Linked DNA regions of Homo sapiens: region 2 is linked to region 1. Evidence: chromatin loops called from intact Hi-C (ENCODE). Cell type or tissue: heart left ventricle. All regions are shown on one strand. Links, peaks and the distances in the headings refer to the core of each region. The heading gives the core; the rest is flanking DNA. Region 1 overlaps TLR9 (toll like receptor 9). Region 2 has its middle 6.1 kb from the start of RPL29.

What was found. A loop is a pair of places that touch in the nucleus more often than their neighbours do. Peaks named below come from ENCODE experiments on the same cell type or tissue, not always from the same donor. Only the 100,000 strongest peaks of a DNase experiment are listed, where the experiment ranks them.
Region 2: a loop joins it to region 1, with 4 times the contacts of the local background. A loop is called at or near these places in 15 of 110 quality-filtered maps.

The regions. Positions count from the first base shown.
Region 1 is chr3:52,216,946-52,225,264 of GRCh38, reverse strand. TLR9 (toll like receptor 9) reads left to right here. Exons shown (of 2, transcript NM_017442.4): 2 at 953-4,185. The coding sequence ends at 4,048. Among named protein-coding and RNA genes, the nearest start is that of TLR9, 4.5 kb to the left of the region's middle. In heart left ventricle, for the core only: a CTCF peak has its summit at 4,666 (motif pointing left); DNase peaks (open chromatin) are centred at 3,079, 4,674 and 8,079; H3K4me3 peaks cover 767 bases; H3K27ac peaks cover 2,584 bases.
Region 2 is chr3:51,997,812-52,006,130 of GRCh38, reverse strand. No RefSeq gene overlaps it. Among named protein-coding and RNA genes, the nearest start is that of RPL29, 6.1 kb to the right of the region's middle. RefSeq lists an enhancer at 782-1,662. In heart left ventricle, for the core only: CTCF peaks have their summits at 1,746 (motif pointing left), 4,276 and 4,480 (motif pointing left); DNase peaks (open chromatin) are centred at 296, 570, 1,740 and 4,450; H3K4me3 peaks cover 456 bases; H3K27ac peaks cover 1,423 bases.

The DNA of each region.
Region 1 (8,319 bases), core at 221-8,220:
TTCAAGTGATTCTCCTGCCTCAGCCTCCCAAGTAGCTGGGATTATGGCTTGCGCCACCATGCCTGGCTAATTTTGTATTTTTAGTAGAGCCAGGGTTTCTCCATGTTGGTCAGGCTGGTCTTGAACTCCAGACCTCAGGTGATCTGCCCACTTCGGCTTCCCAAACTGCTGGGATTACAGGTGTGAGCCACCGTGCCCAGCCACTGAAGCCCTCTTCTGAGCAATGAGACCCAAACCCCCAGAGGGGACGAGGAGACTGAGGCACTGATGGAGCTGGGGCTGGAGCCTGGGTTTGGGTCTCACTGGGCCTGTAGCTTGGGGCTGGCTCTGTCTGGCACTTTGCAGGCCACCCCTCTCTCCATCTGTTCTGACCCATAAGGCAAAGGCTCTCGGGCTAGGTGAGGCAGGCAGAGAGTGATGGAGCTGTGCAGTGCCCTCTGGCCAGGGTCCCTGGGAGGCAGCCGGCCTGGGCCATAGTGGGAGACTCTCACACCTGCCTGAATCTTGGCCGAAGGAAAAGGAAGGGGTTGTGGGGTGGCTGGTGGAGGGCAGAGAGCGGATTTCAGGGCAGCTGGAGGGGAGGGAGCCAGCTGCCACCTTGCTCAGGAGCAGGAAGGGAAAGTCGGGGAGAGACCAGGGGGGGCCGTGGGCCACCTTGCCTGGCCTGGTATAGCCAGGGATTGGTTAAGTGAAAGCTGTAGATCATAAGTCTGGATTCTAGGTCTCAGTCCTGGTTCTGAAGCCTAATTCTGAGTCCAAGACTGGGTCTGAGACTGAGTTCAGGTTCCCCACAAGCCATGGGGGATGGGAATGGGGCTTGGCAGCCAGGAAGAACTTCTGCAGGTAGGGCTTGGAGAGAGGGGTTGGAAGATGCTAGAAGATGCCCATGAAGTGGAGTGGGTGGAGGTAGAGCTGGGGGCCGGCCACTCACACAGCCCTCCCACCCCCACAGGGTTTCTGCCGCAGCGCCCTGCACCCGCTGTCTCTCCTGGTGCAGGCCATCATGCTGGCCATGACCCTGGCCCTGGGTACCTTGCCTGCCTTCCTACCCTGTGAGCTCCAGCCCCACGGCCTGGTGAACTGCAACTGGCTGTTCCTGAAGTCTGTGCCCCACTTCTCCATGGCAGCACCCCGTGGCAATGTCACCAGCCTTTCCTTGTCCTCCAACCGCATCCACCACCTCCATGATTCTGACTTTGCCCACCTGCCCAGCCTGCGGCATCTCAACCTCAAGTGGAACTGCCCGCCGGTTGGCCTCAGCCCCATGCACTTCCCCTGCCACATGACCATCGAGCCCAGCACCTTCTTGGCTGTGCCCACCCTGGAAGAGCTAAACCTGAGCTACAACAACATCATGACTGTGCCTGCGCTGCCCAAATCCCTCATATCCCTGTCCCTCAGCCATACCAACATCCTGATGCTAGACTCTGCCAGCCTCGCCGGCCTGCATGCCCTGCGCTTCCTATTCATGGACGGCAACTGTTATTACAAGAACCCCTGCAGGCAGGCACTGGAGGTGGCCCCGGGTGCCCTCCTTGGCCTGGGCAACCTCACCCACCTGTCACTCAAGTACAACAACCTCACTGTGGTGCCCCGCAACCTGCCTTCCAGCCTGGAGTATCTGCTGTTGTCCTACAACCGCATCGTCAAACTGGCGCCTGAGGACCTGGCCAATCTGACCGCCCTGCGTGTGCTCGATGTGGGCGGAAATTGCCGCCGCTGCGACCACGCTCCCAACCCCTGCATGGAGTGCCCTCGTCACTTCCCCCAGCTACATCCCGATACCTTCAGCCACCTGAGCCGTCTTGAAGGCCTGGTGTTGAAGGACAGTTCTCTCTCCTGGCTGAATGCCAGTTGGTTCCGTGGGCTGGGAAACCTCCGAGTGCTGGACCTGAGTGAGAACTTCCTCTACAAATGCATCACTAAAACCAAGGCCTTCCAGGGCCTAACACAGCTGCGCAAGCTTAACCTGTCCTTCAATTACCAAAAGAGGGTGTCCTTTGCCCACCTGTCTCTGGCCCCTTCCTTCGGGAGCCTGGTCGCCCTGAAGGAGCTGGACATGCACGGCATCTTCTTCCGCTCACTCGATGAGACCACGCTCCGGCCACTGGCCCGCCTGCCCATGCTCCAGACTCTGCGTCTGCAGATGAACTTCATCAACCAGGCCCAGCTCGGCATCTTCAGGGCCTTCCCTGGCCTGCGCTACGTGGACCTGTCGGACAACCGCATCAGCGGAGCTTCGGAGCTGACAGCCACCATGGGGGAGGCAGATGGAGGGGAGAAGGTCTGGCTGCAGCCTGGGGACCTTGCTCCGGCCCCAGTGGACACTCCCAGCTCTGAAGACTTCAGGCCCAACTGCAGCACCCTCAACTTCACCTTGGATCTGTCACGGAACAACCTGGTGACCGTGCAGCCGGAGATGTTTGCCCAGCTCTCGCACCTGCAGTGCCTGCGCCTGAGCCACAACTGCATCTCGCAGGCAGTCAATGGCTCCCAGTTCCTGCCGCTGACCGGTCTGCAGGTGCTAGACCTGTCCCACAATAAGCTGGACCTCTACCACGAGCACTCATTCACGGAGCTACCGCGACTGGAGGCCCTGGACCTCAGCTACAACAGCCAGCCCTTTGGCATGCAGGGCGTGGGCCACAACTTCAGCTTCGTGGCTCACCTGCGCACCCTGCGCCACCTCAGCCTGGCCCACAACAACATCCACAGCCAAGTGTCCCAGCAGCTCTGCAGTACGTCGCTGCGGGCCCTGGACTTCAGCGGCAATGCACTGGGCCATATGTGGGCCGAGGGAGACCTCTATCTGCACTTCTTCCAAGGCCTGAGCGGTTTGATCTGGCTGGACTTGTCCCAGAACCGCCTGCACACCCTCCTGCCCCAAACCCTGCGCAACCTCCCCAAGAGCCTACAGGTGCTGCGTCTCCGTGACAATTACCTGGCCTTCTTTAAGTGGTGGAGCCTCCACTTCCTGCCCAAACTGGAAGTCCTCGACCTGGCAGGAAACCAGCTGAAGGCCCTGACCAATGGCAGCCTGCCTGCTGGCACCCGGCTCCGGAGGCTGGATGTCAGCTGCAACAGCATCAGCTTCGTGGCCCCCGGCTTCTTTTCCAAGGCCAAGGAGCTGCGAGAGCTCAACCTTAGCGCCAACGCCCTCAAGACAGTGGACCACTCCTGGTTTGGGCCCCTGGCGAGTGCCCTGCAAATACTAGATGTAAGCGCCAACCCTCTGCACTGCGCCTGTGGGGCGGCCTTTATGGACTTCCTGCTGGAGGTGCAGGCTGCCGTGCCCGGTCTGCCCAGCCGGGTGAAGTGTGGCAGTCCGGGCCAGCTCCAGGGCCTCAGCATCTTTGCACAGGACCTGCGCCTCTGCCTGGATGAGGCCCTCTCCTGGGACTGTTTCGCCCTCTCGCTGCTGGCTGTGGCTCTGGGCCTGGGTGTGCCCATGCTGCATCACCTCTGTGGCTGGGACCTCTGGTACTGCTTCCACCTGTGCCTGGCCTGGCTTCCCTGGCGGGGGCGGCAAAGTGGGCGAGATGAGGATGCCCTGCCCTACGATGCCTTCGTGGTCTTCGACAAAACGCAGAGCGCAGTGGCAGACTGGGTGTACAACGAGCTTCGGGGGCAGCTGGAGGAGTGCCGTGGGCGCTGGGCACTCCGCCTGTGCCTGGAGGAACGCGACTGGCTGCCTGGCAAAACCCTCTTTGAGAACCTGTGGGCCTCGGTCTATGGCAGCCGCAAGACGCTGTTTGTGCTGGCCCACACGGACCGGGTCAGTGGTCTCTTGCGCGCCAGCTTCCTGCTGGCCCAGCAGCGCCTGCTGGAGGACCGCAAGGACGTCGTGGTGCTGGTGATCCTGAGCCCTGACGGCCGCCGCTCCCGCTACGTGCGGCTGCGCCAGCGCCTCTGCCGCCAGAGTGTCCTCCTCTGGCCCCACCAGCCCAGTGGTCAGCGCAGCTTCTGGGCCCAGCTGGGCATGGCCCTGACCAGGGACAACCACCACTTCTATAACCGGAACTTCTGCCAGGGACCCACGGCCGAATAGCCGTGAGCCGGAATCCTGCACGGTGCCACCTCCACACTCACCTCACCTCTGCCTGCCTGGTCTGACCCTCCCCTGCTCGCCTCCCTCACCCCACACCTGACACAGAGCAGGCACTCAATAAATGCTACCGAAGGCTAGATGGCTAACTCTGAGCTCACTGGAGGCATGGACAGGAGGAGGGAAGGGAGAATTCTCCAGGCCTCCACGAAGCAGCTTAGGGAAAATTGCCATAAAGACGGGACAGAGGTCTGCAGGGGAGGAAGCTGCTAAGCTCTGTTCTCTGGGGAGTCTGATGATGGTCACTGGATGTGGTCTTGGTCCTTCCCAGAGAGTAGGGGCCTCTTTTAGCCCCTCCCAGAATGCCCTGCCCTACCTTTCCCATGCAGAACCGGGCAGCACCTGACAGACTTGGCAGCACCCCTTTGTTGTGTATGGGTCTCAGGTTGTCTGTCTCCCTCGCCTACTGGACTGGAATGCCTTGAGGGCAGAGAAGCTGCAGGCTTGGTTCCTTTCTGGCGCTCAGCAAAGTCTTGAGTGGCAGCAGCTATGGGGACTGTTCATTCCAAAACGGTAGAATGAATTGCAGCAAAGGTGGAGGGGTGATTGCGCCCTCTGGTGGCCATGCCTGTGCCAAGCGGAGAAGGCTGGTTCAGGGTCGGGAGGGGAAGGCCTGTGGGTGCATCCCTGCAGCAGGGAGCTGGGAGCCACAGACAGGAGAATCCACTCCTTTCTCTTTCCACCTACAGGTGCTTGCTGGGTCTCTCCATTCTGATATTAAAGGGACACCTAGGCAAGCCACCTCCCTCCCTCCCTCCCTCCTTCCCTCTCTCCCTCCCTCCCTCCGTCCCTCCCTCCTTCCTCCCTCCCTCCCTCCTTCCTTCCTTTCTCTCTCTCTCTCTCTCTCTCTCTCTCTTCTTTCTTTCTGAGACAAGGTCTCACTCTGTCACCCAGGCTGGAGTGCAGTGGCATGAACACTGCAGCCTTGACCTCCTGGGCTCAAGCGATCCTCCCACCTCAGCCTCCTGAGTAGTTAGGACCACAGGGGTGCACCACCATACTCAGCGAATTTTTTATTTTTTTGTAGAAACAGGATCTCACTATGTTGCCTAGGCTGGTCTCAGACTCTTGGATGCAAGTGATCCTCCCGCCTCAGCCCCACAAAATGCTGGGATTATAGGCGTGAGCCACCAAGCCTGACCTTTTTTTTTTTTTTTTTTTTTGCCACAGTCTTGCTCTGTCACCCAGGCTGGAGTGCAATGCAATGGTGGGATCACAGCTCACTGCAGCCTCAACCTTCTGGGACCAGGTGCTCCATCTCACCCTCCCATGTAGCTGAGACTACAGGCCACACCCAGCTAAATTTTATATTTTTAGTAGAGACCAGGTTTCACCACGTTGCCCAGGCTGGTCTTAAGCTCCTGGGCTCAAGCAATCCTCCTGCCTCGGCCTCCCAAAGTGCTGGGATTACAGGTGTGAGCCACTGCACCCGGCTTCTATATGTGATAGTGTACATTTCAGGATAGAGCTGGGAGCCCCAATGACCAGTGTTTGGAGAGGTCAGGGTCTGTCCTCAGCAGGATCTCCTCCACACTGTGTGTGGAGCCATGAGGAGCGTCAGGCCTGGAGCCCCTGAGGGGCCCTCTCTTGGGCTGGCAGCCTACACCATTACCACAGCCAAAACTGCCCTTTGAGGAGCAGGGGAGAAATATGCAGGCTGACAGGTTGGAGCTGGGGCCCGGTTTGGCCGGTCCAGGCCAGTTTGAGATCTGCTTGTCCACTCAGGGCCTCTGGAGGGGAGAGCTAGAGCTGGCAGCAGACAGCTAACTTGGTGGGCTCATCATGGCAGCCCTTGGAGGGTTGCTTTTGCCCTACTCCCCAGGGCATGGCTGTGGGGGAAGTCTATGCTGCCGTCCTCTTTCTGACTTGGGTACAGGGGCTCCTGTGGTGGGCTGTAGATCCCTGTTATCTGCTCATCTGAAAGAAGGAGGGTCTCTGACCTACCAATCGGAAGCCCTGTGCCCCACGTGGGCTCTGACCCAACCTGTCATCCTTCCTTGGCTGCCTGCAGAGAAAAGAAAACAATAGTCTTTTCCCCCTGGCTGGAGTCTAGGGAAGTCCACTGTTGAGTGGCTCTGAGACTATTCTGGCCACAATCAGGGGCAGGGACAGGAAGCTGGAAACAGAATCCCATTCAGGGAACCATATTTTGCATGTGGGAGGCAAGGCAAACCTGCCTGTCTTGGGATTGCCAGGCCCACCCTCCAGCAGTTCCTGGTGGACCTTCCATCTCCCCACCCCCCACCCACGCTCACAGCCCTGATGCTTTTGGGGCTGGAGATTCAGGAGAGCATTTGGAGAGGAAGCACACGGGCCATGGTAGGGGGCTGTTGGGCTCGGCTCAGGTGAGTCTGGGGGTCTGTGGCACTTGGCTCTGTGCTGTCTACGTGATCAGAGAAGCCGCGCACCACTATCTCAGGTCCTGCAGGAAGTGGTTGGAGCTGGGCCAGGGTGGGGCTGGGTGGGAGGCGGCGCCCTCTGCATTGTAGTCAGGAAGGGTACTCAGAGATGGCTCCAGGTTCTCTCCTCCACACGGCGGCCATCCTTGCCCATCAGCACGGCCAGGAAAGAGACAGGACTCAGGCCAGATTGCCTGGGCTTGCCTGCCAGTTCTGCCATTTGGATTGTCTCAGGCAGGTGACCTCCCCTACTGGAGCCTCAGCTTGCTCGCTCTATAAATGGGAATGAGCAGCGCCACTCTGCAGGACGTTGGAGGGATTCGTACACTATGGGTAAGGGTCTGAAACACTGAGCAGGGCCTCAGTTATTATTAGGTGATGGGATTTACACGCAGGACCCTCAACTGATGTGGCTTCAGTGTTTCTCTCTCCACCCAGTGCCTCCCAGGGCACTGACAGGGTTCAGATGTGGTTGCATCAGAGGCACATGCAGCTGGGACAGTAGCTGTCTCTGGGAGCAGGACCAGGGCTCCTGGGAAAGTCCATGGACCTGGTGTTATCCCCTCGTGTTGGGGAGCAGAGAGTGCTTCCCAGCACAAGGAAGTAGAGGAGCAGGCATGAGACTCAGGCAACCTGATAGAGGAAAACTTCAAGGAGAGGAATGTCTGTTCACTAAGATTTCAAATACAGTTTGCCCTTTTCCCTTTAGGACACCTTATTTAATGCCGTCAGCTTCTAAATATCCTTAGAGAACTTTCATGACATCGTAGTTTCACACTAGAGTTGCTTATAAAAGCCAAACTTCCTTTCTTTTCTTTCTTTTTTTTTTTTTTTGTAAGACGGACTCTCGCTCTGTTACCCAGGCTGGAGTGTAGTGGTGTGATCTTGGTTCACTGCAACCTCCGCTTCCCGGGTTCAAGCGATTCTCCTGCCTCAGCCTCCCAAGTAGCTGGGATTACAAGTGCGCACCATCACGCCTGGCTAATTTATTGTATTTTTAGTAGAGATGGGGTCTCATCATGTTGGCCAGGCTGGTCTCGGACACCTGACCTCAAGTGATCCACCTGCTTTGGCCTCCCAGAGTGTTGGGATTACAGGCGTGAGCCATGGAGCCCGGCCCAAACTTCCATTTTTAAGCAGTTCACGAATCCCGCCTACTTCCTGCAGATCACCCGGTCCTTCGTTCTCATAACCCCAAGAAGCAGGGAGGGGCACATGCACCTGAGGGCCTTGCTTCTGCTGGCTCTGGGTCTTACGAAGGAAGAGTGGATCTTCCTAAGCATTCAGGTAGCAACATTACCCCAGCTGGAGGAGAACAATCCCATTTGAAGGAAGGGAGGTGATGGAGTCCTGGGCGTGGGAATGACAGGGACAATGGAAAGCCCTGAAAGCTCCTGTGAGGCAGCAGAGCCAGGAATGCTAAGCGAGGCTCGTTTCCTGAGCAGGAAGGAACTGAATCATGATTCCGAGGTGATGTGGTTTCCATCAAGCCCTGTAGCCTGCCTAGGTGTATGGTTTTATCTGATGGGAGTGTGACTCAGCCGAGCTCTGAGGGTGTGTGCCCCAGGCCCACTGCCAGCTTCCTGGGAAGGGGTGCCAGCCCAACTCTGTACAGAGAGGAGAAAACACAGCTGCCGTTTCTAGAGCTACGAGAAGGGAGGCGAGGTCAAAGGACTCTGCTCAACTCCAGCTGCTTGGTTTTGCTTCAGCTGTCTCAGTCTTTCTAGTAAACTTGACCTGTTGCCATTGGGTTTCTTTTTCTTTCATTCAGTACACATTTGTTTAGCATCCACTATGTATTAGGCACTGTGCTGG
Region 2 (8,319 bases), core at 91-8,090, 220 kb after region 1:
GAGCATCTACAGGGGGAGTCTCCTCCAAATCCGGTGTCTGTGCTGGGAGGAGCACCCCCGCTGCAGCCAGGCCACTTACCCTCAGTGATGCAAGTGCAGGGGTCAGGGCCAGCCCTTCCCCAGGTTTTCTCAAGAAGCACTGTCCCCAGGGAGCAGGCCTGAGCCTGGAGGAATGGGCGAGAAAGGGCCAGCCTCCCTTCAACAAGCTGCACTCCTTCCCACCTGCCGACACTCACTCTTCTCCACTTCCTGTCAGGGAACCCCCTCCTGGCTGCGGCAACATTCCCTCCAGGCGCCGCCCCCGCAGCCCCCAGGCCCCTCCTCTGCGCCAGGGTGGGAGCTCAGTAATTCAAGTTATTTTTAGCCAAGCTGCATCCTCCAGGAGATTGGAGTCAAGGGGAAGCCACCCCCGCACCTCCAGGAGCTGCTTGCGGAAAGAGTGATCGATTAAAACCAGTGCTGCAAGGGCCCTGTGCCAGGCAGGCAGCAGGCGCTGAGACAGGCAGAGCCAGGACCGTGGGCCTCTCACCCGCTGGCTCCTAGGCACTGGTGCCGCGTTGTTAGGAGTGGTGGGGGTCCCCACATGTCCCTCACTGCCACCGCTCAGCAGCTGCTTGTCAGCCCAACCTCATCTGACCCTGTCCCCAGCAGCCCTGCCCACGGGGAGGAGGGCCACCGCAGAGCCATCCCCTTCTCTTATCCCCACTCTGGGCGGGATTCTTTGCCTCTGTCCCCACCAGCCTCTGCCCACCAGGGGAGATTGGGGAGGGCAGAGAAGGACCCCCATTTTGCCTGCCTGGTCATCTGTCCAATCTGAGCCTTGTCCTAGGAGACCTGCTGGGTGGGCAGGGACAACCCTGACCCCCTGACTGCCAGCACCTGGCCCTGAGGATTACTGGGAAATGGGGACCAAAGCCGCAGGTGGGCACAGGAGTAGGCAGGTGGCTGGGGGATTAACCAGGGCTGAGGAGTGCCTGGGTGAGCCAGTGACTGAGCAATGTCCACAGGCCAGGCCCTGGTAGGTGCTCGGAATGAACAGGTCCCTGGATCCCCACCACAGCCTGCCAAGTAAGTGATGCCCTGCTCCCCCTCTCCCAGATGAGGAAGCTGAGCCTTGGGGTTGAGTCTCTGCTCAAGGTCACCCAGCTGCCTGGCATCCAGGCAGGTCTGGACCGTGCTCCCCAGCCCTCGCCAGTGGCTGCCTGCTGAGGGGGTGCCTGAGAATTTGAAGAACTAATGAGTGGGTATGGGGCCGATGTAGAAAGAGGGACTAACAAATGCAATATTGCAGGGGGACGCCTGCTGGATGAGGTGGGCCCGAGTCTCCTAGCACCTGTCCCCACCTTCCATGGACACCTCAGCACTGTCCACCAGAGGGTCACTCCTTCCGGTAGGCGTCCCCTTCCTTTTCTCAAGCTGTCATCTTGGGATGACACTTCCTACACTTGGGTGACACACTTCCCACCTGAGTGTAAGAGTCTCAGGCAGTGTCCACGCCCAGGAGAGTTTCAAGGAGCGGCTTTGATGGGGAGAAAAAGCTGGGTGATCACGGGCAAGTCGCTTTACTTTTCTGAGCCTGTTTCCTCCTCTGCAACGTGGGATTAACAGGCGAGGACACTCTGAGGGTGTGGTGAGAACCAGCCACAATAAAGGCAAAGCTCCTGACTCCAGCCCCCAGCAGCAGGCCCCTTTCTCTGCTGGCGCCCAGGACTTGGGCTGTGTGCGGGAAAGGCAAGAGCACCCTCTTCCGGCCAGGCCTTGGGGTCTTCAGGGTCGCAGCGACAGCTCAGGGAGGTCCGGATCAGCTGGGAGAGCTATGAGAGCAAATGCCAACCTTCACCCTCTCCAGCCCACTGTGTTCTCTCCACCTCCACCTGATCGCACAGGGCCTGCCTCATCTTCCAGGGAGGCTCCCAGGGCGCTCCTCCAACCCCAGAAGGTTTCTGGAGCCTGCTGGCCTGGCTTGAATGGAGCCCTCTCTGGTCTACATCTAGGGGTGCTGTGCCCACAGCTTCCTCCCCTCCCAGCCTCCCCGGCTCTGCATACCGTAGGTGCTCCAAGTGATCATGGCAGTAGCCCTGGCACAGCAGATACAAGAGGTTTGGGGCTGGGACCCCCTCCCAGGACCTGTCCATAGCTCTGTGTCTGCCGCCTCATGGGAATCTTGTGTAGCCTGTGTGGCCGACCTTGTTTACGTGGAGGTGGGATTGGGCCATTTAGCAGCCTCTGAGAAGTTGAGTGACTTGCCAGGGACACAGTCAAGAAAGGGCTGCCCTTGGGCCAGAACCTGCTGCCTGCAGCCACAAGCCCTTCGTGCTCAGGGGACACTCTCAATGGGACCTTTAGAATCCCCAGCCCTCTCAGAATTCTAGCTCCTCTCTGATCTTGCTAGAGTCCCGTGTGCCGCCCTAAACAGGGCCAGAACTCATTCTCCTTCCTTAGCCTATGTTGCGCTGGGGCCTGGGAGGGGGTTACTGAAGCACTAAGTTTAGGAAACCCAGGAACACCAATGGTAGGGAGGCAGGCACCTCTCAGGGAACAAAAGTGGGTGAGGGCAGCCAGGGGCTTTCTCTGGACTCAGGAGAGAAACATCAGCAACTGCCTTCCCATGGGGTGCAGGTCTCCTGTGGCCCTCTGTACCTAGCCACTCCTCGGGCCAACGGTAGCAAATGCAGCCTCCACCCTCATCCCGGCTCAGGCCTCTCTGGTTCCCTCCCTGACTCTCCAATACTCACTGTGTGCCCTTGAGTAAATTCCTCCTCCTCTTAGACCTCAGTTTCCCCACCCATTGGCTTAGAGAGGGGAACTAGATGATCTTCAAACCCCCCTGCTCCAGCGCTTGTTTCCTAAACTCCGCCAGGGGCTCCTGGGTCACAGCCTCTGTCTCCTGGGAGGGAGTGAGGACTGGGAGACTTGGGGCTTGAAATCTTTGGGAGAAGACAGCTCCCTTGTTCATTCAGAATAATTCTTTCAAAGGTCATTTCGTCCTGTCCTGTCTCCATCTTAAAGAGTTGTCCATCTGATCCCTAGGAAGGGGCGGTCCTGGGATGCAGCCAGGGCATTAACCCCAGGACTGCTTGGTGAGCAGAGAAGTCCTTTCTCCCCAGCCCGCCAAGTCTCTCTTTAGTCTGAGCTGGGAAGAGAGGGAGGGAGGGTACAGGCGAGAGGTGCATCCAGGCAGGATGGGGTTAAAGGAGAAAGGGAGCTAGAAGGGGGCTGTGGTTGCCAAGGCAACGACATTGCTGGGGCCATTGGAGCCTGCTGGGGAGGGAAAGGAGAGGGGTGTCCCTCCCAACCCTCAGCTTCATTCTTCCTTTTCAGATGCTCTTTGTTAAAAGGGAATCTCCGTAGCCTCCTTTTGTGGCTGGGAACAGGAGTGGGGAGAGATACTTCGGGCTTCCATCCAGCCCTGTCCAACACCCTCATGTCACCCACCTACCCTATCCCTTCCCTCCCATCCTTCCTAGCAGGTCGGTTTTCTGTGCTGCTGGACTTTTCTTCCATTTATACTTGGCCAGTCCTTGGCTGCCTGAGGCCAACTGACCCCAGCCCAGGCCTGCTCAGGCAGCAGCCTGCCCTCCACCCAAGGACACTACCACCTCCTTTGTAGGCCTGCTCTGGATGTGGCAGGTGTGTCTGGCAGAAGCAGGGGCTGGCACAGAGGATGCCCTCACTCTGGGCATCCGTTGGCCATAAAGGCCACGGGCTTCTCTCGTCACATGGCAGTCACTGTCACAAGGCCCCCTCCATGGCCTCATTGGGTACAAACCACCCCGTGCCCCCCCAGATTCTGGTAGGTGCCTGGACTGCAGTAGCTCTCCATTTGGCTGTGGGACCTCTAGCCAGTCATGCCCAAGGACTCCATCTCCCCACCTGTGAAGTGGGGTGATAAAAACCATACCCCCTCCAAAGGCTGCTGTGCGGTCTCACAATCAAACCCGCGGGCCTCCCAAATGCACAGCGAGGCTCTGGGAGGCTTCCTGCCTCCTCAGCCCTGGTGCTACTCGCCTCCACTGTGGCAGGCAGGCTCCAAGAGGTGAAGATGCTCTGCTGGTGAGTGGCAGTCAGAATCGAAAACCAAGTCTGTCTGATGCCAAAGCCTGTTCCTTTAACCCACAAGAGGCATCGCCCTTGGGTAAGTCTAAAGTGGGCCAGGAGGGGCTGTGCCCAGGGATGCCCACAGGCTCTACTTCCTCTGCCTTGAACCCTCTCTGGGGGAAGACAACTCACCACCACCACCAGGAACTTGGAGCTGAGGGAGACCTGACCCAGCCTAGAGAACCTGTTCAAAATAGACAGGCACTGAATCTGGAGGTGGGGGTGGTGGGGCGTGCTGAGAAGCGCAGCTGTGAAAGGCCTGGGAGGCTGCAAGAGTGTCCCGCCGGAGGGGAGCGGGTGCCTGTCTACAGCCCACCTGCAGCACCAGACTTCATCCGCGGTCCCACTCTGCCCCCTTGCGGACGATAGGCTCACATCCCGGCTCACTCCTGGGCTAGGTGGGCCAGGTGCGCCCCCAGAGGGAGATCAGGCCTGGGGCTGAAAGGGGCGCGCGCGCGATGACCTGAGGAATGGGCCGCACCTTCCAGTTTCTGCTGGAAATGACTCTCTTTTGACAGATACTGAGCACCAGCCTGGCGTTGCATGCAGCCCATGGCCCTTTCCTTCTACCAGGAGCTTTGAATCCCAGGCTCCTGGTGGGGAGTGAACTTAACTCTATTTTCCAACCCTGCATTCCACTTTTTTTTTTTTTTTTTGAGACAGAGTTTCACTCTTGTTTCCCAGGCTGGAGGACAATGGCGCGATCTCAACTCACTGCAACCTCCGCCTCCTGGGTTCAAGCGATTCTCCTGCCTCAGCCTCCCAAGTAGCAGGGATTACAGGTGCCCACCCCCACACCCATCTTAATTTTTTGTATTCTTAGTGGAGATGGGGTTTCATCATGTTGGCCAGGCTGGTCTTGAACTCCTGACCTCAAGTGATCCACACAGCTCAGCCTCCCAAAGTGCTGGGATTATGGGCGTAAGCCACCATGGCTGGCCCCCTCCATCCCATTTTTAAACCCCCAACCCCAGGGCATTCAATCGCTGCTGGCAAAACCCTTGTATCAGGAAGCTCACTACTGCTGGGAGCAGCCCATATTTTGGAGGGAATTCTGATTGCAAAAATGCCCCTTGTCCACGAAGCTGGCATTTGCTGTCCTCAGTCACAGCTCTGTCTTCTAGGGACACACAGAATCAGGTAGCCCCTCCCTCAGAAAGTTCTAAGCAGATCCAAAGTCCCAAAGCCCACCCCACCTCCACACTTCTGTCTTGTGGGGGTAAAACAACCAGATAAAACACCCTGGTTCTGACAACCTTCACAGTCCCTCTTACCTGAAAACACTGGTAGTCCCTGTATCTCAGGAACCTCAGAGGCTGAAGGGACCCAGCCCCCGCGAGCACCGCCACTTTCCTCCACCTTGGCTTTCTCTTGTTGTTCCTTGGATCTTGTCCTTATTTTTAGCATCCACTTGCCACTGATTTTCTTTCCCCAAGCCCCGTCTCCCTCACCTGAGGCCTTGTGGGGAAGATGCATGGATGGGACTAACAATGATTGAGCACCTACTGTGTACTTAACATAGTGTTCTGTGCTTTACTCAAATTATCCAGTTTAGCCCCAAGAGGTTATTACTATTTTTATCCCCACGTTACGCTGGGAACTGAGGCTTGGCAAGCAAGGCTCTGGGTCCAGGAGAAGAGCTGACTCTTATCTCTGAGAAATCCCTCCAGGCCAGCTGGCTTCTCCACCCTGATTCTGTCATCTTCCTGGATTTGTGAAATGTGCACATTTAACTCCTCAAACATGTATCAGGTCCCCATATACTCCTGGGACTGTGACAGGAACTGCAAAAACAACCCCAGGGGTCTCCAACCCCATCACTTTGCTGAGGAGACACTATGGGATCCTACTCGGGCTTTGAATTGGGTAATGGGTCTGGACAAGGCCTGGTCAAGACAACACCCTTGCAGGCCACATGGGTTGGGCTGATCACATCCAGCCCCATCCAGCCCTATCTTGTCACCCAGGCTCACATCTTTCTCTGCCTTGTGCCCAAGGCATTTGAGAGAGACCTGGCTTATGCTCTGCTGAGTCCAGATAGTGGCTCTGCCCAAGTCTACTCCATGGAGGAGGCAAGTGGAGCCCGGCCTCCAGGCAGATTTGAGATGGAGCAAGAACCACTCACTCATGGAGGGTGAGAGTGTGTCAACCCTAGAGGAAAGGTTAAGTTCTTTGCCTTTTTGTATGTGTGTGCCAGAGACTCCATTGACATATGGTGATATTTATTGACCTCTTCTCAAAATAATGTTTCAAAATATGTAAAATAGATTAAGATTACAAAAGATTTTCATGAGCAGAGAAAGATGTCCACAAATTATGACTAAATGCATAAAATCAGGTTACAGAAGAGTTCATATAGTGTAAGTTTCCATTTATGAAAGAGAGGAGTGAAAAAGGGAGGGAGGAAGAAAAGAAAGAAAGGAGGGAGGGAGGGAGGGAGGAAGAAAGGAAGGAAGGGAGAAATAAAGAAAACTATCCCTAGAAAGAATACTATCTTTATAGACATGGATGACCCTACCATCCATCCCACTTTGAAAAGCATGACAGGGACTAGGCGTGGTTGGTCACGCCTGTAATCCCAGCATTTTGGGAGGCCAAGGTGGGTGGATCACTTGAGGTTAGGAGTTCAAGACCAGCCTGACCAACATGGTGAAAACTCATCTCTACTAAAAATACAAAAATTAGCTGGGTGTGATGGCAGGCGCCTGTAATCCCAGCTACTCAGGAGGCTGAGCCAGGAGAATCGCTTGAACTGGGGAGGCGGAGGTTGCAGTGAACTGAGATCGTGTCATTGCACTCCAGCCTGGGCAACAACAGCAAAACTCTGTCTCAAAAAAAAAGAAAAAGAAAAGAAAAGCATGACAGGTCAGTGGCTCCAGGTCATGGTCCCCTTTGGCTCCTGGACAGGTCCCCTCAGGTCACAGCCAAAGTTCCTCATTCTTGTCACTGACTCCCCCTTGCCTAACAGCTGGGATTTAACTCTGGGCCAATCCCTAACACAGCCCCAGTGGTACTGCATGACCATCGTCCATCTCTGAATCTGCCTCCCCCGTCAGACCGTGGCTTTCTGCTCACTGCTTTTTCTGCCTCTGTCGTAACAGTCTAGCTAAACCAAGTCACTACTCACTTTTTAGGAGCTGCGGGAGTCGCTACCCAGCTGGAAGGCCACATAGCAGGGCAGCCTGGTTCTTTTAAAGTCATCACAGGCTGGACATGGATTACAGGCTCACGCCTGTAATCCCAGCACTTTGGGAGGCCAAGGAGTGTGGATCACCTGAGGTCAGGAGTTCGAGACCAGCATTGCCAACATGGTAGAACCCCGTCTCTACTAAAAACACAAAAATTAGCTGGGCATGGTGGCAGGTGCCTGTAATCCCAGCTACTCGGGAGGCTGAGGCAATAGAATCGTTTGAACCCAGGAGGTGGAGGTTGCAGTGAGCCAACATCGCGCCATTGCACTCCAGCCTGGGCAATGAGAGCAAAACTCTGTCTCAAAATAAATAAATAAATAAATAAAATAAATAAAAGTAAATAAATAAAGTCATCACTGCCCCCGCTGTCAGCCTCTACCCTGCTGGCTTCTCTTTCTCAAGGATGTGGCAGTCAGACCTCCTCCTCCCTGTCCCAGTCTCCACAGCCACCTCTTCAACTTCCTGAGCTGAAGTCCTGACTTGCTGTCAGGCATCACACCACCCCCACCTCCTGTAGCCCCTGTCTTTGCCCACCAGGTTCTCTACCTGTGCTCAGCACCCCACAGGGACTTTATTCCTGCAGAGACACTCTCCTCTGGGCTCAGCTGTTTCTTTCTTGGCACCAGATCATCCATCAGTATATAAGCCTGCTTTTCATTCTCCCAACTCACACCTGTCAGAATTCTCTCCCCTTTCTCAGGAATGCTTTGGTAATGAGTCATCCACATGTCCTGCCTCCACAACCTCCTTTCCGCTTCACTCCCTAAACCTCTGCAGTATGCGTCTGTCACTCCACGAACCTGGCTTGTCAAGGAACGTTCACTGGGCATGTGTTTATTAAGCTCTTGCTCTATCTACATTATGCTGAGTTAGGCAGTGGGAAAATGAAGGTGATCAAACCAGTCCCAAACTCTGGGCTCCTATGATAATGGACACATACACAACTAAGTAAACAATGCAATTAGAGTCTGGGAAAGTTCTATAAAGAAAGCAAACCATGGCCGGGCACGGTGGCTTACGCCTGTAATCC